5 separate regions of the Homo sapiens genome follow, and all the other regions are linked to region 3. Evidence: read pairs that join two places in POLR2A ChIA-PET (ENCODE). Cell type or tissue: OCI-LY7. All regions are shown on one strand.

What was found. ChIA-PET counts read pairs that join two places held together with the same protein. Peaks named below come from ENCODE experiments on the same cell type or tissue, not always from the same donor. Only the 100,000 strongest peaks of a DNase experiment are listed, where the experiment ranks them.
Region 1: POLR2A ChIA-PET joins it to region 3 with 6 read pairs; 4 of 35 experiments call an interaction of 5 or more read pairs at or near these places.
Region 2: POLR2A ChIA-PET joins it to region 3 with 6 read pairs; 3 of 35 experiments call an interaction of 5 or more read pairs at or near these places.
Region 4: POLR2A ChIA-PET joins it to region 3 with 5 read pairs; 7 of 35 experiments call an interaction of 5 or more read pairs at or near these places.
Region 5: POLR2A ChIA-PET joins it to region 3 with 5 read pairs; 3 of 35 experiments call an interaction of 5 or more read pairs at or near these places.

What each region holds. Positions count from the first base shown.
Region 1 is chr12:110,702,448-110,707,447 of GRCh38, reverse strand. It overlaps a transcript of HVCN1 not described here. Among named protein-coding and RNA genes, the nearest start is that of HVCN1, 16 kb to the right of the region's middle. In OCI-LY7, a CTCF peak has its summit at 2,526 (motif pointing left); a DNase peak (open chromatin) is centred at 2,517.
Region 2 is chr12:110,364,912-110,369,911 of GRCh38, reverse strand. It overlaps LOC124903014 (a long non-coding RNA gene), which reads left to right. Exons shown (of 2, transcript XR_007063457.1): 2 at 1-90. Among named protein-coding and RNA genes, the nearest start is that of ANAPC7, 36 kb to the left of the region's middle. RefSeq lists enhancers at 2,399-3,266, 3,267-4,135. In OCI-LY7, no CTCF peak of the experiment used is centred here; DNase peaks (open chromatin) are centred at 1,241 and 2,261; H3K4me3 peaks cover 549 bases; H3K27ac peaks cover 1,084 bases.
Region 3 is chr12:110,560,577-110,565,576 of GRCh38, reverse strand. All of the region lies in intron 1 of PPTC7 (protein phosphatase targeting COQ7), which reads left to right. Among named protein-coding and RNA genes, the nearest start is that of PPTC7, 20 kb to the left of the region's middle. In OCI-LY7, no CTCF peak of the experiment used is centred here; DNase peaks (open chromatin) are centred at 3,066 and 3,716; H3K4me3 peaks cover 1,247 bases; H3K27ac peaks cover 2,072 bases.
Region 4 is chr12:110,486,545-110,491,544 of GRCh38, reverse strand. It overlaps FAM216A (family with sequence similarity 216 member A), which reads right to left. Exons shown (of 7, transcript NM_013300.3): 5 at 4,828-5,000; 6 at 3,602-3,684; 7 at 1,160-1,526. The coding sequence ends at 1,408. It overlaps VPS29 (VPS29 retromer complex component), which reads left to right. Exons shown (of 4, transcript NM_016226.5): 4 at 1-462. LOC124903016 (a long non-coding RNA gene) reads left to right here and starts at 2,252. Exons shown (of 3, transcript XR_007063459.1): 1 at 2,252-2,636. In OCI-LY7, no CTCF peak of the experiment used is centred here; no DNase peak of the experiment used is centred here.
Region 5 is chr12:110,813,986-110,818,985 of GRCh38, reverse strand. No RefSeq gene overlaps it. Among named protein-coding and RNA genes, the nearest start is that of CCDC63, 31 kb to the left of the region's middle. RefSeq lists an enhancer at 4,872-5,000. In OCI-LY7, no CTCF peak of the experiment used is centred here; no DNase peak of the experiment used is centred here.

The DNA.
Region 1 (5,000 bases), 140 kb before region 3:
CAGAATGGGAGAAAATTTTTGCAATCTACCCATCTGACAAAGGGCTAATATCCAGAATCTACAAAGAACTTAAATTTACAAGAAAAAACCCCATCAAAAAGTGAGCAAAGGATATGAACAGACACTTCTCAAAAGAAGACATTTGTGCAGCCAACAGACGCATGAAAAATGCTCATCATCACTGGTCATCAGAGAAATGCAAATCAAAACCACAATGAGATACCATCTCACACCAGTTAGAATTGCGATCATTAAAAAGTGAGGAAACAACAGGTGCTGGAGAGGATGTGGAGAAATAGGAACACTTTTACACTGTTGGTGGGACTGTAAATTAGTTCATCCATTGTGGAAGACAGTGTGGCGATTCCTCAAGGATCTAGAACTAGAAATACCATTTGACCCAGTGATCCCATTACTGGGTATATACCCAAAGGATTATAAATCATTCTACTATAAAGACACATGCACACATATGTTTACTGCAGCACTACTCCCAATAGCAAAGACTTGGAACCAACCCAAATGTTCATCAATGATAGACTGGATTAAGAAAATGTGGCACATATACACCATGGAATGCTATGCAGCCATAAAAAGGATGAGTTCATGTCCTTTGAAGGGACATGGATGAATCTGGAAACCATCATTCTCAACAAACTAACACAGGAACAGAAAACCAAACATTGCATGTTCTCACTCGTAAGTGGGAGTTGAACAATGAGAACACATGGACACAGGGTGGGGAACATCACACACAGGGGCCTGTCGGGGGGTGGGGGGTTGGGGGAGGGATAGCATTAGGAGAAATACCTAATGTAAATGTCGAGTTGATGGGTGCAGCAAGCCAACATGGCACATGTATACCTATGTAACAAACCTGCACATTGTGCACATGTACCCTAGAACTTAAAGTATAATAATAATAAAAAAATAGGGATAGCAGCATCTATATCAATGGTTACTCTGAGACTAAATAAATTAGTACATGGAAAGAACCCAGACACATAATAGGCAGCAAATATTAGGTATTATTTTTATTGTTTGACTATTTCCTGCCACCAAATCCAGGTAGCACTGATGAAAGGTGTAAAACACAGTAACAACAAAACAAGAACTCCATCCCCCTACCATCATGTAGCTGATAGTTTGCTAAAAGCACAGTTAGGAAATTCTGTTCCACAGAGATCCACAAGCTTTCCAGAAGTAACACAGAGCCAACTAGGAAACTGAAGGAAAAGTAATTTCTTTTTTTCCTTTTTTTTTTTTTTTTTTTTTTTTTGAGGCAGAGTCTCGCTGTCACCCAGGCTGGAGTGCAGTGGCACGATCTCGGCTCACTGCAAGCTCCGCCTCCCAGGTTCATGCCATTCTCCTGCCTCAGCCTCCCGAGTAGCTGGGACTACAGGCGCCCTCCATCACGCCTGGCTAATTTTTTGTGTTTTTAGTAGAGACATGGTTTCACCGTGTTAGCCAGGATGGTCTTGATCTCCTGACCTCATGATCCACCTGCCTCGGCCTCCCAAAGTGCTGGGATTACAGGCGTGAGCCACCGCGCCCAGCCAGGAAAGTAATTTCATGCAGTCAACAAATCAATTACTGGTTCTTTTTGAAACAGGGTCTCACTCTGTCTCCCAGGCTGGATTGCCCTGGTGCACTCACAGCTCACGGTAGCCTTGATGTCAAGCGATCCTCCTACCCTCCCACCTCAGCCTCCCAGATTCTTTTCTTTTCTTTTAGCATATTTTAACATTTTAAATTAATTTTTTAATAAATGTTATAGCATGTAAATCATGGTTTAAAGATCCAAATACTCCTATGCATGGAGTGGGGGCAAAGGGTATATGAGAAATCTCTGTACCTTCCTTTCAATTTTGCCATGAACATAAAAGCACTGTAAACAATTTTTTTTTTTTTTTTGAGACAGTGTCTTGCTCTGTTGCGCAGGCTTGGAGTGCAGTGGTGCAATCACGACTCACTGCAGCCTCAACCTCCCAGGCTCAAGCAATCCCCCCACCTCAGCCTCCCGAACCTGAGGTGAGGGTCTCTCCATGTTGCCCAGGCTGGAAAACAGTCTTTTAAAACAAAAATGCAGACACTTTAAAATGTGAAATTAAATTGTCCCTTTGCCCCTGATCCCTCCCCAGAGGAAACTGTCCCTGTTTGTTTTTTGTGCCAGCGTGTATAAGTACCTATCTTCCTAACAAATGACATCGAGTCATTGTTTTCATTACTTACTGTATCTTGTAGATTTCCCATATTAATACATTGTAGAGCTCTATTTCATTCTATTCTTTCAACTCAGCCCCTGATTCTAATTTTTCAAAAAGCTTATTGAAATAAGGTTCTTCTTCACTTCATTGAAAATAGAGAAGCGTGAAGCCAAAAGTACAATAGAAAAAACGTGTGTGGGGAAAAAAAACCGTATGATCAGACATGGGGACCTGTTTTATGCCATCACAGCTGACAGTGTTTACCTGGAAACGTTTGTTCTTTGTAACAAGCTTCTTTCCCAGCCTGCCTCCTGGAGGTGAACATGTGCAGGTGGAGAAGTGCCCACTGCATCGGGGCCAAAAGAGGCAAGTGAGCTCAGTGGACCCTAGGCCAGCTCTAGGATTGTGCCAGAAGGAATGGCAGGGCCCCATCCCTGAAACCCAGCCCAGGGGGATACCTGGGGGCCTACTAGTCACCAGGTGTGGCTGTTCATTTACAGTGACAGTGCTTTAGCTACTACCCCTGCATTTGTTTACCTGGGGAGGTGTGTTCTATTTTTGTTTTTTAACTTTATTCTTTTTAGAGGCAGGGTCTCACTCTGATGCCCAGGCTATAGTGCAGTGGCACAATCATAGTTCACGGCAGCTTCCAACTCCTGGCCTCAAGTGATCCTCCCGTCTCAGCCTCTCAAGTAGCTGGGACCACAGGCACGCACTACCACACCTGGCTAATTTTTTTTTTTTTTAATTATTGGTAGAGACAGGGTCTTGCTATGTTGCCCCAGGCTGGTCTCAAACTCCTGGGCTTAAGCAATCTGCCCGCATCAGCCTCCCAAAGTGTTGTGATTACAGGCGTGAGCCACCATGCCTGGCCCACACTATTTTTTGTATACACTTCTACATTTCTATTTAAGTGAGTATATTAACCTATACTAAATAATAAATCTTGGGGATTATTCTGTATTATGTGTACATATTGCTACCTTCTTCTTAAGAGCCACACAATATTCCTTTGTATGGCTTTACCATCATTTATTTAACCACCCCCCATGGACGGACTTTTAGGTTGTTTGCCCTTGTTTGCTACTATAAATCATGCCAGAGGGAATATCCTGGCCCATACTTAGGCGTACACATGTTCAACTTAGGTGATCTCTGTTGGATAAATTTCATGCAGTCAAATTGTCAATCAAACTGGAGAGGTCCCAAAAAATTTTTAATAAGAGAAACAATACATTTTAAAAAAGAGAAAAATAGGCCAGGCGTGATGACTCACACCTGTAATCCCAGTACTTTGGGAGGCCGAGGTGGGCAGATCACATGAGGCTAGGAGTTCGAGAGAAGCCTGGCCAACATAGTGAAACCCCATCTCTACTAAAAATACAAAAATTAGCCAGGCATGGTGGCGCACGCCTATAATCCCAGCTACTTGGGAGGCTGAGACACGAGAATCGCTTGAACCTGGGAGGCAGAGGTTGCAGTGAGCCGAGATCATGCCATTGCACTCCAGCCTAGGCGATGAGGTGAAACTCTGTCTCAAAAAAAAAAGAGAGAGGCGGGGGGAAATAAATAAATAAACAAAGTGGGGCGGTCGTTTTTATTTGTTTTAACTCTGAAAAAGAATCAAATATATACACAAGTAGAAGAGTACTTCTGAAGCCCCACATACCTATCATTCAGCCTTAGCAGGCATCAAGTTGGAGCCAAATTTGTTTCATCTCCACGGCACTCGCCCAATATGGTTATTTTGAAGTCTTAGATACCATTTTATGTATAAATATTTCTGCTTGGATCGCCACAAGATGATTTTTTAAATTTTTTTTAATTTTTAATTTTTTTTCCTTTTTTTTTAGAGTCAGGATCTCACTCTGTCTTCTAAGCTGGAGGGCAGTGGTGGGATCACAGCTCATTGCAGCCTCAACCCTCAGGGCTCAGGCAATCCTCCCACCTCAGCCTCTCAAGTAGCTGGGACTACAAGCATGCACCAGAGCACATCCAGCTAATTTTTAATTTTTTTTTTTTTTTTTTTTTTTGGTAGAGACATGACCTTACTATGTTGCCCAGGCTGGTCTCAAACTCCCGGGCTCAAATGATCCTCCCAAAGCGCTGGGAGCCACTGCACCAAGCCTTGCATTTTTTAAAATAGTTTACTGGGCCTGGTGCGGTGGCTCACACCTGTAATCCCAGAACTTTGGGAGGCCAAGGCAGGAGGATCACTTGAGGTCAGGAGTTCAAGACCAGCCTAGCCAACATGGTGAAACCCTGACTCTACTAAAAATACAAAAATTGCTGGGCATGGTGACTCATGCCTGTAATCCCAGCACTTTGGGAGGCCGAGGCGGGCAGATCACCTGAGGTCAGGAGTTCGAGACCAGGCTGACCAACATGGAGAAACCATATTTCTACTAAAAATACAAAATTAGCTGGGCATGGTTGCACATGCCTGTAATCCCAGCTACTCGGGAGGCTGAGGCAGGAGAATCACTTGAACCCGGGAGGTGGAGGTTGCAGTGAGCCAAGATTGTGCCATTGCACTCCAGCCTGGGCAACAAGAGCAAAACTCCATCTCAAAAAAAAAAAAAATACAAAAATTAGCCAGGCATGGTGGCGCACACCTGTAATCCCAGCTACTTGGGAGGCTGAGGCAGGAGAATTGCTTGAACCCGGGAGGCAGCAGTTGCAGTGAGCCAAGATCATGCCACTGCACTCCAGCCTGAGTGACAGAGCAAGACTCTGTCTCAAAAATAATAATAATAATAATAAATTAAATAGTTTATTGTATTGTCTTGCCCT
Region 2 (5,000 bases), 200 kb after region 3:
TTATGTTATATATGTTTTATGACAATTAAGAAATGACCTGTAAGCCTGCCATCTGGATAACTCCAGTAAACACATCTTAATTTATGTGAACTATGGTGTGTATTTGTAATATATATGTGTTACCTAAAGTTACACATGTTTAAAAAATTCAGGCCAGGTGCAGTGGCTCACATCTGTAATCCCAGCACTTTGGGAGGTTGAGGTGGGCAGATCATTTGAGCTCAGGAGTTCAAGGTCACCCTGGGCAACATAGACCCCATGTCTACAAAAAAATTTTTAAATTAGCTGGGCATGGTGGTGTGTCCCTATGGTCCCAGCTTCAATGCACACGGGAGCTACTCAGGAGGCTGAGGTGGGAGGATTGCTTGAGCCCAGAAGGTGGAGGTTGCAATGAGCTGTGGTTGCATCACTGTACTCCAGCCTGGGTAACACAGTGACACCCTCTCAAAAAAAAAAAAAAAAAATTAAACCATGGAAGGCATAAAATTAGAAATACATCTACTTCCCAATCCACTGAATTTATTGTCTCTCCCCAAAATAAGTTTCTGGTTCTACTTTTGTAAAAATAGTTTTGTGCTTTTCCTTAACTATATATATTATAAAAAATATTCTGCCAGGCACGGTGGCTCATGCCTGTAATCCCAGCACTTTGAGAGGCCAAGGCTGGTGGGTCACCTGAGGTCAGGAGATCTAGACCATCCTGGCTAACACGGTGAAACCCCGTCTCTACTAAAAATACAAAAATTAGCCAGGCGTGGGTGGTGGTCGCCTGTAGTTTCAGCTACTTGGGAGGGTAGGGCAGGAGAATCGTTTGAACCCAGGAGGTGGAGGTTGCAGTGAACCGAGATTGTGCCACTTCACTTAAGCTGGGGCGACAGAGACCCCGTATGAAAAAAAAAATACGAGGCCGTGCTGTGCACAGGGACATTCTGTGCAGCGTCAGTGCACCCCTTAATCATCAGTACTGCAGAATCCATTCTGCAGAAGGAACAATTTCCGCAACCCTTCTGCTACTGGTGGACACTTGTTTTCCAGTCTTGAACATAATTATTTCAGTCTGTGCTGTCATGAACATATTTTGCCATAATATTCCAAGGATATGCAGAAGTCAAGTTCCTTGCAGTGAAATTCCTGGGTCTCAGATTGTGTGCATTGACATGTCTCATGGGTGCTGCCCGATTACCCTCCAACAATAACAGGTGCAAGTGCCTGTTTGCCTGCCCCTCATCAGCACCACTATCATTAAGTGCTTTCATTTGGTTTTTATTGTTTTTACCAACCTCAGATTTGATCAGTACTCCCTTGCTTTTATTTGCCTTAGCTGCTATTCTTTTTTCTTTCTTCCTTTTTTTTTTTTTTTTTTTTTTTTTGAGACGGAGTTTCACTCTCCATCTGGCACATGATTACAGGCATGTGCCACCATGCCCGGCTGATTTTGTATTTTTAGTAGAGACGGGGTTTCTCCATGTTGGTCAGGCTGGTCTCAAACTCCTGACCTCAGGTGATCCGCCTGCCTTGGCCTCCCAAAGTGCTGGGATTACAGGCGTGAACCACTGCACCCGCCTTTTTTTTTTTTTTTTTTTTTTTTTTTTTTTTTTTTTTTCCTTAAGACAGTCTTGCTCTGTCGCCCTGGCTGGAGTGCAGTGGCACAGTCTTGGCTCACTGCAACCTCCCCCTCCTGGGTTCAAGTGATTTTCCTGCCTCAGCCTCCTGAATAGCTGGGATTACAGGCATGCGCCACCGCGCCTGGCTAATTTTTGTATTTTTACTAGAGACAGGGTTTCACCATGTTGGCCGGGCTGGTCTCAAACTCCTCACCTCAGGTGATCCGCGGGCCTTGGCCTCCCAAAGCACTGGAATTACAGGTGTGAGCCACCGCACCCTGGCCCCTAGCTGCTATTTCTTTTCTTTATTTTTATTTATTTATTTATTTATTTTGAGTCAGAGTCTCACTCTGTTGCCCAGGCTGGAGTGCAGTGGTGCTATCTCGGCTCACTGCAACCTCCACCTCCCAGGTTCAAGCAATTCTCCTGCCTCAGCCTCCCGAGTAGCTGGGATTACAGGCATGGGCCACCACACCTGCCTAATTTGTGTATTTTTAGTAGAGACGGGGTTTCACCATATTGGTCAGGGTGGTCTCGAACTCCTGATCTCATGATCTGGCCGCCTTGGCCTCCCAAAGTGCTAGGATTACAGGTGTGAGCCATGGCGCCCGGCCCCAGCTGCTATTTTGTGAGTGCTCCTCTGAGACAGGCCACGAGGCATGGCCTTTGCCTACATTACCACATCTCAGCCTCACACCCCCTGAAGTTGGAGAGGTAGAATTGGCCGCTTTCACAGATGAGTGCACTGAGTCTCAGATGGACACATTAGCTGTTTTCGTCTGTCCAGAGCCTCCTGCCCTGGAGTTTCAGTATGGTCTTAACGGATCTCTCTGCAATTGTATCATATATTCTGTTCCAGAGAAAACAGCCACACTAAGCCCGCCTCACCGTCTGTTGCTGCAGGCCTCAGCCTTGCTTTGTCTAAAGGCTGCAGACAGTCTGGCAAGGACAGCGCGTCACGACACAGCTCTCGCTGGCCACTTAAATCTTCCAGTGTCTCTCTCTTTATAAACAACCCTCTGGTGACCTCCTTTGTGCTATTTTTTTTCCTTCTTTGGGTAAATTCTCAGCAGGGGGATTTTGGAGTGAGAGTATAATCTTTTTTGGAACTTTCAAGGGACCTGGCTGGCTTGTCCTCTCTGCGTGGCAAACACATATGCCCAGGTTAGCCCGGCAGCCACCCTGTCTACCCAGGGAGCCCCTCCGTGGGCTTCAGGTTAGGGGCAAACCAGGAGCTCTGCAGTCTCTTGAGCGTCTGCTCCGCTTCCTCTTGCTGGAGCTAGGAGCTTGTGCTCTCTGCGATCCTCTCAGGCCTCCCCCTTAGCTTTCTCCTGGCTGTGGGATTTGGGGTCCCTCCCCCTCGCCTGGCTCTGCAGTTGGGGTATTTCCTGGACTGAGGTCAGTTCCTCCCCTGTTGAGGGCTGAGGGAGACTGTGCTTGATGAGGTTTTGTGTGTGTTGGGGTCGGGGGGGTGCTGGCTGCTTGTATCGTCCCTGAGTCCCCCTCCTTCAGTGCCGCCTCAGAGGTACCCACCCTCCTCACTAGGAGGGCTGAGGCCTGGGGGAGGGCCTCTCTCCACCCTCGGGAAGCCTCTGCCTCTGCCTCATGGCCTGTCACTGGCTGTGTGGCTATGGGCAGCTCCCTTGGGTTCTCTGTACCTCCATGTTCCTTTGGTATAAGACTCAGAGAGTTGGGTCTTCCACTGTCGTCAGGTGGGGGCATAACATGAAAGGGGCCTTGTAGCAGGGGTGGCAGCACTTGGAGCCCTCGGAGGGGTGTATGGGTGGGGAGCAGCCTCTGAGGGCTAAACCTTGGTCCTTGTCAGGCCAGCATCCCTGAGGATGGTAACCTTGCCTTCTGCCCTGTGGGCTAGGACCCCTTTGGCACTAGATCAGTGGATTTGACCTGAACCCCTAAGTGCTGGGCCTGGTCTTGCGTAAGCAAGAGGCCCAGGGAAGTTATTTTTTTCATGTTTGGGTCATCCTCTACCCATGACCTAGTCAGCTGGCCCCTCGGCCCACGGGCCCATCTTCCCTATCAGTCTCCATGGGGCAACAGAGGTTTGGTCTAGGAATTGAGTAGGAACCACAGCCAGCAGGGGTCTGTCCTTCAGACAAGGTGGCTCCCAGACTGAAGCCCCAGCCTTGAGGGGCCCAAACGAGCTGACACCAGGACCCCTGCAGGCCCAGGCCACTCCCCACATCTGTGCTGCTGCTGTTTGGTGAAGCCTACTAGTGTGACAGGAAGGGAGAGAGGTGACCTCGTGTATATCCCCCTACTGGAGCTTGTTCCAGAATGCTGGGCATAGACACAAGCCACGCAGTGACCTGGAGGCAGCTTCTGTCCTCCTAGGGGAGGCCAGGGAGGGGCCCTCTCTGAGTCAAGGCTGTGTGGAGACCCCTGAGCAGATCTGGGAGAGTGGTCCCTGTGCATAATGAACCTCCAGTGAGCCCAGGCCAAGAGCCTGCCTGGGGCCTGGCAGGGATTTCTTGATTATTTTAATAAAAATGGGACATTGGTGAAATACAGCATACATACAGAAGCATGTGAAAGCATAGTAGAAGTGTTTACAAAACCACAGGAAAAATGTGTACACAACCACCCAGGTCACAAAATAGAACATTTCCAGGACCCCCACACGCCTGTGCGCCAGGCTGATCCCAGCTGGCCCTACTCCTCTAGCCCCACTCCTGCCAGAAGTACCCATGAGTGAATTTTGTTTTATTACTTCTTTTATTTTGTGACCCTGAAAGTCTTTTGAAGCTTGGGTAAATAACAACCTCATTTTTCTTATCTGTAAAATAATACCATTGTTCCCTTGTTTCATTTTTATTTTTACCACATTTTTATCCTAAACAACACTTTTTTTTTTCTTTTGTGGCAGAATCTTGCTCTGTCACCCAGGCTGGAGTACGGTGGTTTGATCTTGGCTCGCTGCAACCTCTGCCTCCCAGATTCAAGCAATTCTCCTGCCTCAGTCTCCCAAGTAGCTGGGATTACAAGCACCCACCCCACCATGGCCAGATAATTTTTTTTTTTTTTTTGAGATGGAGTTTTGCTCTGTCACCCAGGCTGGAGTGCAGTGGCGCAATCTCGGCTCACTGCAAGCTCCGCCTCCCGGGTTCACACCATTCTCCTGCCTCAGCCTCCCGAGTAGCTGGGACTACAGGCGCCCGCCACCACGCCTGGCTAATTTTTTGTATTTTTCATAGAGATGGGGTTTCACCGTGTTAGCCAGGATGGTCTCAATCTCCTGACCTCGTGATCCGCCCGCCTCGGCCTCCCAAAGTACTGGGATTACAGGCATGAGCCACCATGCCCAGCCTTTTTTTTTTTTTTTTTTTTTTTGAGCCAGAGTCTCAGTCTCCCACCCAGGTTGGAGTGTGTAGTGGTGTG
Region 3 (5,000 bases):
TGCTAAAAAATTGGAAAGTATGGGCCAGGCACGGTGGCTCACGCCTGTAATCCCAGCACTTTGGGAGGCCAAGGCGGGATGGATCACAAGGTCAGGAGTTCAAGACCAGCCTGGCCAAGATGGTGAAACCCCGTCTCTACTAAAAATACAAAACTTATCCCAGCATGGTGGTGGGCGCCTGTAATCCCAGCTACTCAGGAGGCTGAGGCAGAGAATCGCTTGAACCTGGGAGGCGGAGGTTGCAGTGAGCCAAGTTCATGCCACTGCACTCCAGCCTGGGCGACAGAGCGAGACTCCGTCTGAAAAACGAAACAAAACAAAAAAAGTATGAAAAAGAAAAAAAAAGTACTCATTGTCCTACTACTCAAAGATCATTACTTAGTTGAACAATGTATAGAGTAAAAAATATAGGCCAGGCGTGGTGGGTAATCCCAGCACTTTGGGAGGCTGAGGCGGGTGGATCACCTCAGGTCAGAAGTTTGAGACCAGCCTGGCTGACATGGTGAAACCCCGTCTCTACTAAAAATTCAAAAAATGAACCGGGCATGGTGACGGGTGCCTGTAATCCCAGCTACTCAGGAGGCCGAGGCAGGAGAGTCTCCTAAACCCAGGAGGTGGAGGTTGCAGTGAGCCAAGATTGTGCCATCACACTCCATCCTGGACGACAAAAGTGAAATTCCATCTCAAAAAAAAAAAACAATGTATATATACACATATACATATACGTGTATATATATATAACGTGTATGTATATATACACATATACATATACGTGTATATATATATAACGTGTATGTATATATATACGTGTATATATATGTGTATATAAATTAGTGTTCAGAAATTAAGAGACAGTTCTACACTTGGCAGGCTATTCAAAGGAATGATGTTCTCGTTTAAAGGAAAAAAAAAGTTACATTTGTGCCAGGCCGCATGTGACTATAGACCTCTCCCAGAGGGTGCCTATTTTAGTCAAGGCCAGCCCTTATTTTTATAGAGGGTGAAGAAAGCAGTGGGTAAATAGTATCTTCTTTGGGGTTAGGTCAAGGATATATGGCTTGTCATAAATATCAGGTTGACAAGAATTCTAGATCTAATCTTGTAAATTATAAACAGAAGGAAAATCTTCTCCCCAGCCTAAAGGGCCAGTACAAGTAGGCATATATCAGATAGCTGGTCTTAATTGCTTGTTACTTCCTTACTTAATTTTTGAATTATTTGGTATTATGTGACATTTTCTAACACCTGAAAACAAACTGAAGCCACAGCTTTAATAGAGGCCCTTACTTCTGTAACATAATTAGTGCCCTGTCTCTGCTATTCATAACTTACAATAAGTATGACCTCCCAGATGATTTGTTTGTTGCCTCCTCCTGTCCAGAAACATTGCTAACAGCATTTGGCATTTGAGGAAGATACTGTTGCAGGCCAGAAAGGAGTGAAGTGACCTTTTCAGTAACTTAACCTTCAACTCTGCAGTTTGTGGAAGGCAGACCAGTGATTCATACCAAGTTTGTAATTTGCACAAGTTCCCAAGCCACAGTTGAGCCAGAATAGATAATTCCACATTAAGTATTGGTATTTAAACAGAATTATTGAAGTTAAAGGAAGAACATTTTTATTTTTAAAAGGATGACTTTAAGTTTCTTTGCCTTCACACAATTGTTTCCTAATCCTCATGTCAGCACTTTTCACTGCTTTTTAAGACAAGGCAACTGCCCAGAATAGTCTGGAAATTATCTTCTCTAGTTAATGAAGTATTCTAGACATAGGTGTAAGTGTATGTGGAGGCTCATTAATTTGATTAATTCTTAAGTTGTCTCATAATTACTAAGCTAGCAAGGAATAGCTAACTATTTTGTTTGGAATTCTCAAACACAAAATGAACCGCTTACTACAGCTTTGATTTTGTTGTTTGAGTTTTGCCTATAGTTTCCATTTTCACACTTTTTTTTTTTTTTGAGACAGATTTTCGCTCTTGTTGCCCAGGCTGGCGTGCAGTGGCGCAGTCTCGGCTCACCACAACCTCTGCCTCCCAGGTTCAAGGGATTCTACTGCCTCAGTCTCCTGAGTAGCTGGGATTACAGGCATGTGCTACCACGCCTGGCTAATTTTGATTTTTAATAGAAATGGGGTTTCACCATGTTGGCCAGGCTGGTCTTGAACTCCTGACCTCAGGTGATCCACCTGCCTTGGCCTCCCAAAGTGCTGGGATTACAGGCGTAAGCCACCTCATGCGGCCATTTTCACATGTTTTATTACAGGGTTGAACTTTTCAGTCCATCCTTTGAGCTTCATTACCTTCACTTTTGAATTAACTTCTGCTTAGAGATCTTGTTCTTGACGTAGTCTTGATCTCTGGAGAATCAAAAGACACAGATTTCATTGTGATTAATGTGGAATGGAAACTTCTTTTTTCTTCTTCTTCTTTTTTTTTTTTTTTTTTTTTTTTTTGAGATGGAGTCTCACTCACCCTGTCGCCCAGGCTGGAGTGCAATGGCGCAATCTTTGCTTACTGCAATCTCTGCCTCCCAGGTTCAGGCAATTCTGTCTCAGCCTCCCAAGTAGCTGAGACTACAGGTGCCTACCACCAAGTCCAGCTAATTTTTGTATTTTTAGTAGAGACAGGGTTTTGCCATGTTGGCCAGGCTGGTCTCGAACTCCTGACCTCAGGTGATCCACCCGCCTCGACCTCCCAAAGTGCTGGGATTATAGGCATGAGCCACCGCGACTGGCCAGAAACATCTTTCTTCTTTTTTTTTTTCCTCTTCTTTTTTCTTTTTTGAGACAGAGTCTCGCTTTGTCACCCAGGCTGGAGTGCAGTGGCTCAATCACAGCTCACTGCAACCTCTGCTTCCTGGGTTCAAGCGATTCTCCTGCCTCAGTTACCCAGCTAGGTGGTATTACAGTCATGCGCCACCATACCTGGGTCATTTTTGTATTTTTAGTAGAGATGAAGTTTCACCATGTTAGCCAGGCTGGTCTCAAACTCCTGACCTCAAGTGATCTGTTTACCTCAGCCTCCCAAAGTGCGGGATTATAGGTGTGAGCCACTGCACTGGGCCGGAAACTTCTTGCAAAGGGAGTATTTCACTTGCTTGTTAAAACAGGAAGTGCAGCATAATCTATATAATTTTACCTCCATAGAACTGAAAGGACTGTTGTTAGTCAAAAAGCACATGACATTTTTCTGTATAACTTGACAGAATATATTTGTTGAATATATTTTTTCAGTCATCCTGCTTTTCATTCATTTTGGATTTTTTTTTTTTTTTTTTTTTTTTTTTTTTGAGATGGAGTCTCAATCTGTTGCCCAGGCTGGAGTGCAGTGGTGCGATCTCAGCTCCCTGTGCAACCTCCGCCTCCTGGGTTCAAACGATTCTCCTGCCTCAGCCTTCCGAGTAGCTGGGACTACAGGCATGCGCCACCAGGCATGGCTAATTTTTTTCATTTTTAAAATAGAGACAGTGTCTTGCTCTTTCACCCAGACTGGATTGCAGTGGCACAGTGATAGCTCACTGCAGCCTCAACCTCCTGGCTCAAGCGACTCTCCGTTTGGGATAATTATTTGCAGATACAACATTTCACAGTCTTGAATCACAGGGGAGTGTTTTTTGTTTTGTTGGGGTTTTTTTTGAGGCAGGTCTTGCTGTGTCACCCAGGCTCATGTACAGTGGCACGATCACAGCTCCCGGGCTCAAGTGATCCTTCTACCCCTGTCCCCCAAGCAGCTCGGACCACAGGTGTGTGCCACCATGCCTGGCTAATTTTTTGTATTTTTAGTAGAGACGGAGGTTTTACCATGTTGCCCAGGTTGCTCTTGAACTCCTGAGCTTAAATGATACACCCGCCTCAGCCTCCCACAGTGCTGGGATTACAGGCATGAGCCACTGCACCCCGTCGGGAGCGTTCTTAAGTGCCCAAATAGTTGAGGTTTAAGAAATGTTGATATAGGCTGGATGCGGTTGCTCATGCCTGTAATCCCAGAACTTTAGGAGCCCAAGGCTGTGTTGGGGGGCAATCACTTGAGGTCAGGAGTTTGAGACCAGCCTGGCCAACATGGCGAAACCCCATGTCTGTATTACAGATAGAAAAATTAGCCAAGCATGGTGGTGGGTGCCTGTAATACCAGCTACTCGGGAGGCTGAGGCAGGAGAGTCACTTGAACCTGGGAGGCGAAGGTTGCAGTGACCTGAGATTGCGCCACTGCACTCCAGCCTAGGCCACAGAGTGAGACTCCATCTCAAAAAAGAAAGAAAGAAAAAAAAAAGAAATGTTGATATAAATGTGATCTGTTCCATTGGATAGGAAATTGAGTTTCTACTCTGATCTCATTTTTTTTCTAGTTACAGTGCTTCATGCTGTGATGTCTTTAGACAAATGAGGCTGGCTCTGAGAACACTAAAGTCTTTGAAAAGCCTCAGCATCTGAAAAGATGCCTGTCGTACTGCAATAAATATTGCTTAGCCCCCTTTCTCATTAGATGGCCCCTTACTGCAGAAAGTCTGTAAAAGCAGATACCCTTATTCCTTAGAGTGCAGAGGGTCTCCTGATACTTCTGTTATTCAATTATTGTGATCCTGCCAGATTCTTATTCAGTTTCTCCTCTAGAGTTTCAACTCACTATCAAGTACCCATCCTAGTAGGCAGGAGATGTGTTTCACTGATGGAAAGACAATCCATGTAGAGCCAGTATGCTTCTTTGGAATGCGAGGCTTGATGTAAGATGCCTTGAGATCATCAAAGATGCAAGGAATAAAGCTATTACCTTTGGATACTACTTAATATTTGAAATTCTTCCAGAGTGTACATTAAATACATTTTTGGACAAAATCAAATTGTTTTTCTTCATTGATGCTTATATTAAAATTGAAGTTTAGTATTTATTCTCTAGGCATCGCGTTCTTCTAGAAAACGTTTGCTTTGTAGGTAACTGCATGTCAGTCTGAAGATGAGTGCAGTAGGAGGGGTTTAAAATAATTGCAACATCATGTTGATGG
Region 4 (5,000 bases), 74 kb after region 3:
GTGGACGAGATGACCTTTCAGAGCTCTTCTCTTACATTGTGTCATAATGTTGGACTCAGATTTTATTTGCTAAATAATATACCATGCCGACATTAACAGTGATTCTTCAAACTGTTGCTATTTCCATTTTTCAAGGTTTAATAAAAGTTTTAAAAATACAAGTTTAGGGGCCGGGCACAGTGGCTCACACCCTAATCCCAACACTTTGGGAGGCTGAGGCAGGTGGATCACCTGAGGTCAGGAGTTCAAGACCAGCCTGGCCAACATGGTGAAACCCTGTCTGTACTAAAAATACAAAATTAGCCAGCATGGTGCTACATGCCTGTATTCCCAGCTACTCGGGAGGCTGAGGCAGTAGAATCACTTGAATCCTGGAGTTGGAGGTTGCAGTGAGCCGAGATCACACCATTGCACTCCAGCCTGGTCAACAAGAGCATAACTCCGTCTCAAAAAAAAACAAAACAAAACAAAAAAAAAACAAATTTAGCAAGGAAGCATACTAGAGTAATATATAACGTAAAGAATCCTCTTGTTAGTGTAACTACTCCCAACCTAATCTAGTCCGAGAGTCCCAAGTTATTTATGTGGTAATTTCATAAGATAGGGAAAATGTGTATTTACATTTTAAAGTTGTATTCAAATAGCAAATATTTATTGATCACCTACTTTGCAAGTCAGAGCATCATCTCTGTCAAATGCTATTCTGTATCTGGATATTTCCAAGCTTCCCTTAGCCCAATCAAAAAAATACTTGTAGGATATTCTTTTTTTTTTGAGACGGAGTCTCGCTCTGTTGCCAGGCTGGAGTGCAGTGGTGTGATCTCGGTTCACTGCAACCTCCGCCTCCCAGGTTCAAGCAATTCTAATTCTCCTGCCTCAATCTCCCAAGTAGCTGGGACTATAGGCACACACCAACATGCCCAGCTAATTTTTGTATTTTCAGTAGAGACGGGGGTTTCACCATGTTGGTCAGGCTGGTCTCGAACTCGTGACCTCATGATCCACCCGCCTCGGCCTCCCAAAGTGCTGGGATTACAGGCATGAGCCACTGCGCCTGGCCCTTGTAGGATATTCTAATATTGCTGTTTTAGGACTTACTATGAACACAGAAAGAAGAAATACGATGCATTTGTCAGATTTAAAGAAAAGTAATTCAATATTGAATGCAAGAAAAGTTTTAATTGTATCTAGCTAGAAGTACAAGTATATGTTACATGTAAATTTTCTTACATAACTATCATTGGTACATGGAACTACATCAGACCAATTACATTGTTTTAAGTTTCTGAACAAACCAAAATTACTTAATGATTTAATAAATAACAATACCATCCTAAACATACAGGACACAACTCACAACCCCTTACCCTCACCTTTGGCACGAATTCAATACACGAGACAAGACTGTCAAGTTAACATCAGATGTTCTCCCTGTTCTTCAATTGACATTGATTGCATAAAATTATTTAGTAAATCTTCTTCCTTTTTTTCTTCACTCATGTGTGATTCAGAATCATCTGAAGAAACTGAAGGAAAAATAAGAATTTACAATTGTCTGTTTTGGAAATAAAGCTCTAAGTACAACTTTCAAAATGACCTGGCTTATTAATAAGCCTGTAGTAAAGACAAATTGCCTGCAATTTTCAAGGCTCTTAGTCACCTCATCCTTCCCCCAAGTTTCTTACTCTTTAAGATACACAATACTGTATTCTAGCCAAGTTACTGTACAGCAAATTCTCTTGTTACTAAGTCCTGTTTTACCATTGATTTTCAAAATCTTTCAGTTGGGGGAAATTAAAGTGGTCAGTTACATCTTCAGAATCTCTGCATTTTCATTTAGTTCCTTCTCATCTCTTCTATTGGGGACCACAGGGACTCCCCCCCCTACAGTTTCCGCTAACTGTACCTTTTGGAACCTGACTTACCCCTTCTCTCCTGCCCTTTCCCTCATTTCTTGGATAGGCATGGTACGATATTTACAGCAAAGCTGGCTAACACTGTCATACAGTGATGGGATATCAATTCAGAAGGCCTAACTTCCCTACTTCAGTTTTTTTTTTTTTTGGAGACTAGAGTGCAGTGGCGCGATCTTGGCTCACTGTAAGCTCCGCCTCCCAGGTTCACGCCATTCTCCTGCCTCAGCCTCCCGAGTAGCTGGGATTACAGGCATGTGCCACCACGCCCGGCTGATTTTGTATTTTTAGTAGAGACAGGGTTTCTCCATGTTGGTCAGGCTGCTCTCGAACTCCTGACCTCAGGTGATCTGCCAGCCTTGGCCTCCCAAAGTGCTGAGATTACAGGCATGAGCCACTGCGCCTGGCCAACTTCCCTACTTCTTACCCACCTCCCTACTTCACTATGCTGATAACTAGGAAACTACTTAACATGATTTAACATTATCAGTTCTGAGGAATACTTCTGATCATTCGGTCTGTCTTCCCTTTTTCATTTTGCAGTATTTTGTTCTTGTGGTAGAAGGATCCTTTATGCTGATCCTTCCAAAGTCTGGATTTGTCTGAGTTGCAGCTGTAAAATTTTGATAATATCACCTGCTTGGCTTGCCTCCACTGTTTTGTTGAATATCAAACAAAATGGTATACAGAAGTCCCTCCTTATCCACAGTCTTGCTTTCCAAGGTACAGTATAAGATATTTTGAGAGAGACCACATTCACATAACTTTTATTACAGTATATTGTTATAAAATTGTTCTATTATTTATTGTTGTTAATCTCTTTATGTGCCTAATTTATAAATTAAAACTTTATCATAGATATGTGTTTTTTAGGAAATAACAAAGTATAGGGTTCAGTAGTATCCAAGATTTCAGCCATCCACTGGGGGTCTTGGAACATATTCCCCATGGATAAGAAGGGCCTACTATAAGAGATGTAGCACTTTGTAAACTAATAGATGCTATACAAAATATGTTCATCCAAAAATAGCACTAACTCATAAAAGAAGTGCTGTTGCTTGAGAAGGTCATGTTTGTGGTTCTGGGTTCAGACGAATTCATTCTCTACTAAGTCTTTGACCTTGATATTGTAAGTATCTTTAGCATTAGAAATACCTTGAATCTTACTCTTTTGAGCAGTATGTTCTTTTTTTCTTTTCTTTTCTTTTTTTTTTTTTTTTTGAGATGGAGTCTCACTCTGTCACCCAGGCTGGAGTACAGTGGCGCAATCTCAGCTCACTCCAACCTCCGCCTCCCAGGTTCAATCGATTCTCCTGCCTCAGTCTCCCAAGTAGCTGGGATTACAGGCGCCTGCCATCACGCCCAGCTAAGTTTTGTATTTTTAATAGAGATGGGAGTTTCGCCATGTTGGCCAGGCGGGTCTCGAACTCTTGACCTCAGGTGATCTGCCTGACTCGGCCTCCCAAAGTGCTGGGATTACAGGCGTGAGCCGTGGCGCCTGGCCCAGTATGTTCTTTTAATTGCAAGCATAAACTATATTTTATGTTTGGTTTTTTATTTGTGACAATAAAAGCAAATCATATTCTAAATTTGTTAATATCTTCATAATAGAAATGAAATTGTATTTGGTATAGTATTTTTAAGCATAAGATCTTAAAAAATGAATATTGTTAAATTTCCACATTTACCTGTTTGCATGAACAGTTTCCTTGGTCTTCTAAAAATCTTCAGTGACTTACATCTTGTTTTAGATGCATATCCAGTTTTTATCCTATAAGAAAGGGAAGTATCTTAGTTGGAGCCAGCAAAGTGAACAGCTGCCTAGGGCATGTGGAAGACCACACAAATTTGTTTTATTAGCTGCCAACATCACCAAAAAGACCCTTTCAGCACCCAGATTCTCCTGTAATTTCTTAACCCTGACATGTAAAGCTGCTGCAGTGCAATTTCAATACTCATGCTGCTTAATCTTTTTCCTCTCCCTGTTATATAGTATTCCCCTGTGCATAACCAACCATATTCTTCTCCTTTTGAAAGTATTTGCATTATTTTGAGGTTGAGTGGGAATTATATTGAAAAGGGCAGTCATCCATAACTCTATCTGATAAAGAAATTTTTATAATTCCACAAAATATATTCTAAAAGAAGTGGCATATTCTTATCAGTGCAGTAAAGAAAAAGTATGAAAATATCTCTCGGCTAGGCATGGTGGCTCATGCCTGTAATCCCAGCACTTTGGGAGGCCAAGGCGGGCAGATCATCTGAGGTTGGGGGTTCAAGACCAGCCTGACCAACATGGAGAAACCCCGTCTCTATTAAAAATACAAAATTAGCCGGGCATGGTGGCGCATGCCCGTAATCTCAGCTACTCAGGAAGGCTGAGGCAGGAGAATCGCTTGAACCCGGGAAGTGGAGGTTGCGGTGAGCCGAGATCGCGCCAGTGCACTTTAGCCTGGGCAACAAGAGCGAAACTCGGTCTCAAAAAAAAAAAAAGTATCTCTGCTTTTTAAAAGTCCAGCCTATTCTGAATTTAGCAAAGTGAATATATTAGGGAACACAACCATTAATATCACTTAGCTACCCTTCAAAAGAGATGGGGAAGGCTGGGCACAGTAGCTCACGCCTGTAATCCCAGTGCTTTGGGAGGCGGAGGTGAGAGTACCTTGGCCAACATAGTGAGATGCTTTCTGTACAAACAATTTTTTTTAACTAGCAGGGCATGGTGGTTTGTGCCTTTAGCCCTAGCTACTTGGGAGTCTGAGGCAGGAGCATTGCTTGAGCCCAGGAGTTTGAGAATACAGTAAACTGTATCACACCACTACACTCCAGCCTGGGTGAGAGAACAAAACCCTGTCTGAGAAAAAAAAAAATTAAACTGAGATGCATTTCCCCCCTTTTACACTAAGAAACAGACCCTTCTTTGTTTCTCACTGGCCGCCAAAGGGAATGCTGTATGAGCATTTCAGGTGCAGATGCAGCTGCGATATCAGAAGACCCCGAGTCCTCTCTCTCCAGTTGATGTCGCCATGTAGTGCAAGGGTAATGCTGTTTCTGTGAGTAACGGGAGCTAAGGCGGCTTCTGTGATG
Region 5 (5,000 bases), 250 kb before region 3:
CAGCCCTCAGGGCTGCTCTGTCTATGGAGTAGCCATTCTTTTATCCCTTACTTTCCTAATAAACTTGCTTTCACTTTACTCTATGGACTCACTCGACTTCTTTCTTCCGAGAGATCCAAGAACCCTCTCTTGGAGTCTGGATCGGGACCCCTTTCCAGTAACAGCCTCAGGAGCGTCCTGGAATTCCACTGGGGGTTTCTCAAGATGTAGTGTGCACCAGGGCCTTGTTAAAAATGCAGGTGTCACCATGAGTTGCTAATCATTGACATGAACAATGGGTGTACAAAGGTTAATTATAATATTCTGAGCCAAGGAAGGTGGCTCATGCCTATAATTCCAGCAGTTTGGGAAGCTGAGGCAAGAGGATCTCTTGAGCCTAGGAATTCAAGAACAGCCCTGGCAACATAGCAAGACCCCGTCTCTACAAAAGAAATTAGAAAATTAGCTGGGTGCAGTAGTGCACACCCATAGTCTGAGCTACTCAGGTGGCTGAGGTGGGAGGATCCCATGAGCCCAGGTGTTTGAGGTGACTGAGCCATGATCGTGCCACTGCACTCCAGCCTAGGTAAAAGAGGGAGACCATGTCTCAAGAAAATAAAAAAATAGGCCAGGTGCAGTGGCTCATGCCTGTAATCCCAGCACTTTGGAAGGCCAAGGCAGATGGAGCACTTGAGGTCAGGAGTTCAAGACCAGCCTGGCCAACATGGTTAAACCCCATCTCTACTAAAAATACAAAAAATTAGTGGAGCATGGTGGCACATGCCTGCAGTCCCAGCTACTCGGGAGGCTGAGACAGGAGGATCACTTGAATCTAGGAGGCAGAGGTTGCAGTGAGCTGAGATGGTGCCACTGTACTCCAGCCTGGGCGACAGAGCAAGACTCTGTCTTAAAAGAAAAGAAACAAAATAAAAAATTGTGGCCGGGCATGGTGGCTCATGCCAGCACTTTGGGAGGCCGTGTTTTTTAACATTTTATAAGCATTTTATAAGCATTAATTCATTTAATTCTCACAATAACCCTATGAGATAGGTACTATTATTAATCCTATTTTACAGATATGGAAAGTGCTAGAAATGGAAAAAATAGGAGGATAAAAACAAACACCTGGCCGGGCGCGGTGGCTCACGCCTGTAATCCCAGCACTTTGGGAGGCCAAGGCGGGCAGATCATGAGGTCAGGAGATCTAGACCATCCTTGCTAACACTGTGAAACCCCATCTCTACTAAAAATACAAAGAATTAGCCGGGCGTGGTGGTGGGCGCCTGTAGTGGGTGGCTCATCCCAGCACTTTGGGAGGCCGAGGCGGGTGGATCACAAGGTCGGGAGATCGAGACCACCCTGGCTAACACGGTGAAACCCCGTCTCTACTAAAAATACAAAAACAAAAGTTAGCCAGGTGTGGTGGCGGGCGCCTGTAGTCCCAGCTACTCGGGAGGCTGAGGCAGGAGAATGGCGTGAACCTGGGAGGCGGAGCTTGGAGTGAGCCGAGATCGCGCCACTGCACTGCAGCCTGGGCGACAGAGCGAGACTCCATCTCAATTTAGAAAAAAAGGTAACATTCTCTCTACTTTCATGTATGTTCAACATTTTCTATAACAAAAGGTTTTTAATTTAAAAAAATATATTTAATACAGGTAGCAGAACCCAGCCCCAAAAACTTCTCAATCTGTAGCTCAGGGTGGAAAAGGAATCTTTTCATGCCCACTTGTTTCAACACAGTTAGAAAAAAACACTTAGATTGGATTCATTACGTACTAGATCTGTTGGAAGTGCTTTATAAATAGGAAGATAATCTCATACCTGCATGTCATTATTGCACCATTTTACAGATGAGGAAACTGAGGCATACATAGGTGAAGTGATTTGCCCTCTTCTCACAGCTAGCAAGTGGCAAGGCTAGGATATGAACCCAGGCAGCCAGGCTCAGAAACGAAGTTCCACCCTCTATCTCCTCTGCCTCTTACAGTTCTGTGAGCAACCTCTATTGACATTCTAACTAGCTCCTTTCAGACTTTTTAAAACTCTCTTGTTTTCACATTCATCTATATCTGCATAAAGATTGTAGGAAGAACAGGCTGGGCACAGTCCAGCCTCTGGTCCTTTGTTCCTCTGGTCCTTTTGTTACTTGGGCTTGGAAAGTTGGGACTTTCCTTTTGATTTAGTTCTAGGAAGTCAGCATGAACTGACCTTAGTTTCCCTGCCTGCAGACGCTATTCTCCTGCCTCAGTGTCAGCAACGAATTCCTAGTGGATTTTACCTGGCTATCTCAGGTATCCCAGAATATCCCAGAGCATCCCAGGAAGAAGCACCTCCTTGAGTTTAAAATACTCACATACCATCCACCTCCCCATCCCAGTCACTGTCTAACCCTCTTCCCCTGCTTTGCTTGTTTCCATTGCTGTTATTTTTCTCTGCTATTATATATTCATTTGTTATTGTTTACTTACCTGCTGTCTGTCACTCCCTGTAGCACATGAGCTTCATGATGGCAGGGACCTTGTCTCCTGTTTTCCTTGCTACAGTACAGCCCTGGCACCTTGCCCAGCAACTGACACACACTAGGTGCTCAATAAAGCACTGAGTGCGTGTGTGAGTCAATGAGAAGTTGGGATATGAGGACAGCTTATGTCTGTGAGCTGGGCCCAGGCTGGCCCTCCCAGAGATGATGTTTCACAAAGGTCTCAGCTCAATCCTGAAATATAAAGACTCAGAATTCTCAAGGCCAGATGGTGTTAACCGCCTTCTGAAAGTGTCTGAAGGCCAGGCAGAGTCAGGGAGAGGTCTCCATTTGGCTGCAGAGGACAAAGAAGTAAAATAATTCAGCAGAGACCAGCTCAGTTGCACCAGATGAGATCCAGGCAGCAAGGGAAGGAGGGAATTCGCCAAAGATGCTCCATTTCCTCAGTCACACACACATGGGTTGTCCAACAGGTGAGATGACAATGATGATGATGATGATAGCTAACATTAATGTAATGAAATATTTACCAGATGCTGCTCTGAGCTCTTTAATACATTCATTCATTTAACCCTCACAACATTACCTCTGAGGCAGGTAATGTGGTTATCCCCATCTTACAGAAGGATAAGTTAAGGCACAGAGCGGTTAGGGAACTTGCCAGAGTGACAAGGCTTGGAAGTAGCTGAGCAGGAATTGGACCAGGTGACCCTGGGCATGTGTCAGAGCAAAACATCTCACTGTCACCTACCACCCACCCAAAAATGCCCCAAACGTTTCAGGTCCCAAAACCAGGGCCAGGCTGACACAATACTGCCCTCTTGTATCATGAATTCCCATTCAGACCACATATTTGCCTTCATGCTGCAGAGGCAGGGTAGTGGCTACAGCCTGAGCCTAGGGTCTCAATGTTTTCTCGGCTGTGTAACCTTGAACAAGTTGCTTGAGTTGCCTGAACCTCAGTTTCCTCATCTGTAAAACAGGATGGTGACTGTACCTACCTTGTAGGATTGTGAGGAGGAATTGAGTAATACAAAGGGTATAGCACAAATCTCAGCTCATAGTAAGCACTCAATAAAAGTAGCTACTGGGGCCAAGCACGGTGGCTCACGCCTGTAATCCCAGCACTTTGGGAGGCCGAGGCAGGCGGATCACTTGAGGTCAGGAGTTGAAGGCCAGCCTGGCCAACATGGTGATATGTCTCTACTAAAAATACAAAAGTTAGCCAAGCATGGTGGCAGGTACCTGTAGTCCCAGCTACTCAGGAGGCTGAGGCAGGAGAATCGCCTGTATCCAGGAGGCAGAGGTTGCAGTGAGCCGAGATATCACACCATTGCACTCCAGCCTGGGGGTACAGAGTGAGATCCATCTCAAAACAAAACAAAACAAAACAAAAAAACAGCAGGGAGCTGTTAGCACTGCAGCCCTAAAGGAGACAGGAGGGAGTGTTTTAGAAGAGGAGGCTTCCAAAACCAGACCCAGTGGCTGTCCTGGCTGGGAGAGAGGCCTGATTGAAACCGTGGCCTTCAGTGGAAGAATGTATGGTGTCCCCACCAGAAGGAGCTGGGAAAATGAACATCGTGAGCCCCCTCCCCTCTTGCCCTCTATTCCGTCCAGGTTCCCAATTGGCCAAATCCACCCAAAAGCAGAGGGCAAACTCCCAGGTGCCCAGAAAGTGGAAGGGGCAGGGAAGGGATCTGGGGAGGCCACCAGAAGACACCCAGGACTGCCCAGGGTCACACTGCTAGTTAATGGCAGAGCCACAATTCGAACTCAAGCCATCTGGCTCCAGCATGTACTCAGCTGCAGATGGTGAGGTCTAAAGACCACCTAACAGATGGGGCGCACCCCAACACAGCCAGATCACAGCCTCAGTTAAGCTGGTGTTTGGGTCAAATTGCGTGCTTCTCATTCATGAAATTGGGTTCCTTCCAGAACTTTCTGGACCTTATTTGATCCCTGGTGAGAGGGATGCCACAATGGTTAAGCAAACACAGTGAAAGCCTGTTTGCAGTCAGACAGGCTTAGGTTCAAATCCCAGCTCAAGGCTGGGTGTGGTGGCTCATGCCTGTAATCCCAACACTTTGGAGTTCAAGATGAGAGGATTGTTTGAGCCCAGAAGTTCAAAACCAGCCTTGACCAAGAAAAAATTTAAAATTAGCCAGACTTGGTGATGCATGCGGGTCGTCCCAGCTACTTGGGAGGCTGAGGCAGGAGGATCACCTGTGCCCAGGAGGTCAAGGCTGTAGTGAACTGAGATGACTCCATTGCACTCCAACTTGGGCGACAGAGTGAGACTCTGTCCCAAAAATAAATAAATAAGCTGGGTATGGTGGCGCATACCTGTAGTCACAGTTGCTCTGGAGGCTGAGGTGAGAGTATCACCTGAGCCCAGGAGTTCCAGGCTGCAGTGAGCCATGTTGGCACCACTGCACTCCAACCTGGGTGACAGAGTGAGATCCTGTCTCAAAAAACAACAAAATCCCAGCTCAGCCACTTCCTAACTAAGCAATAAGGGATAAGTGATGTCACCTCTCTGAAC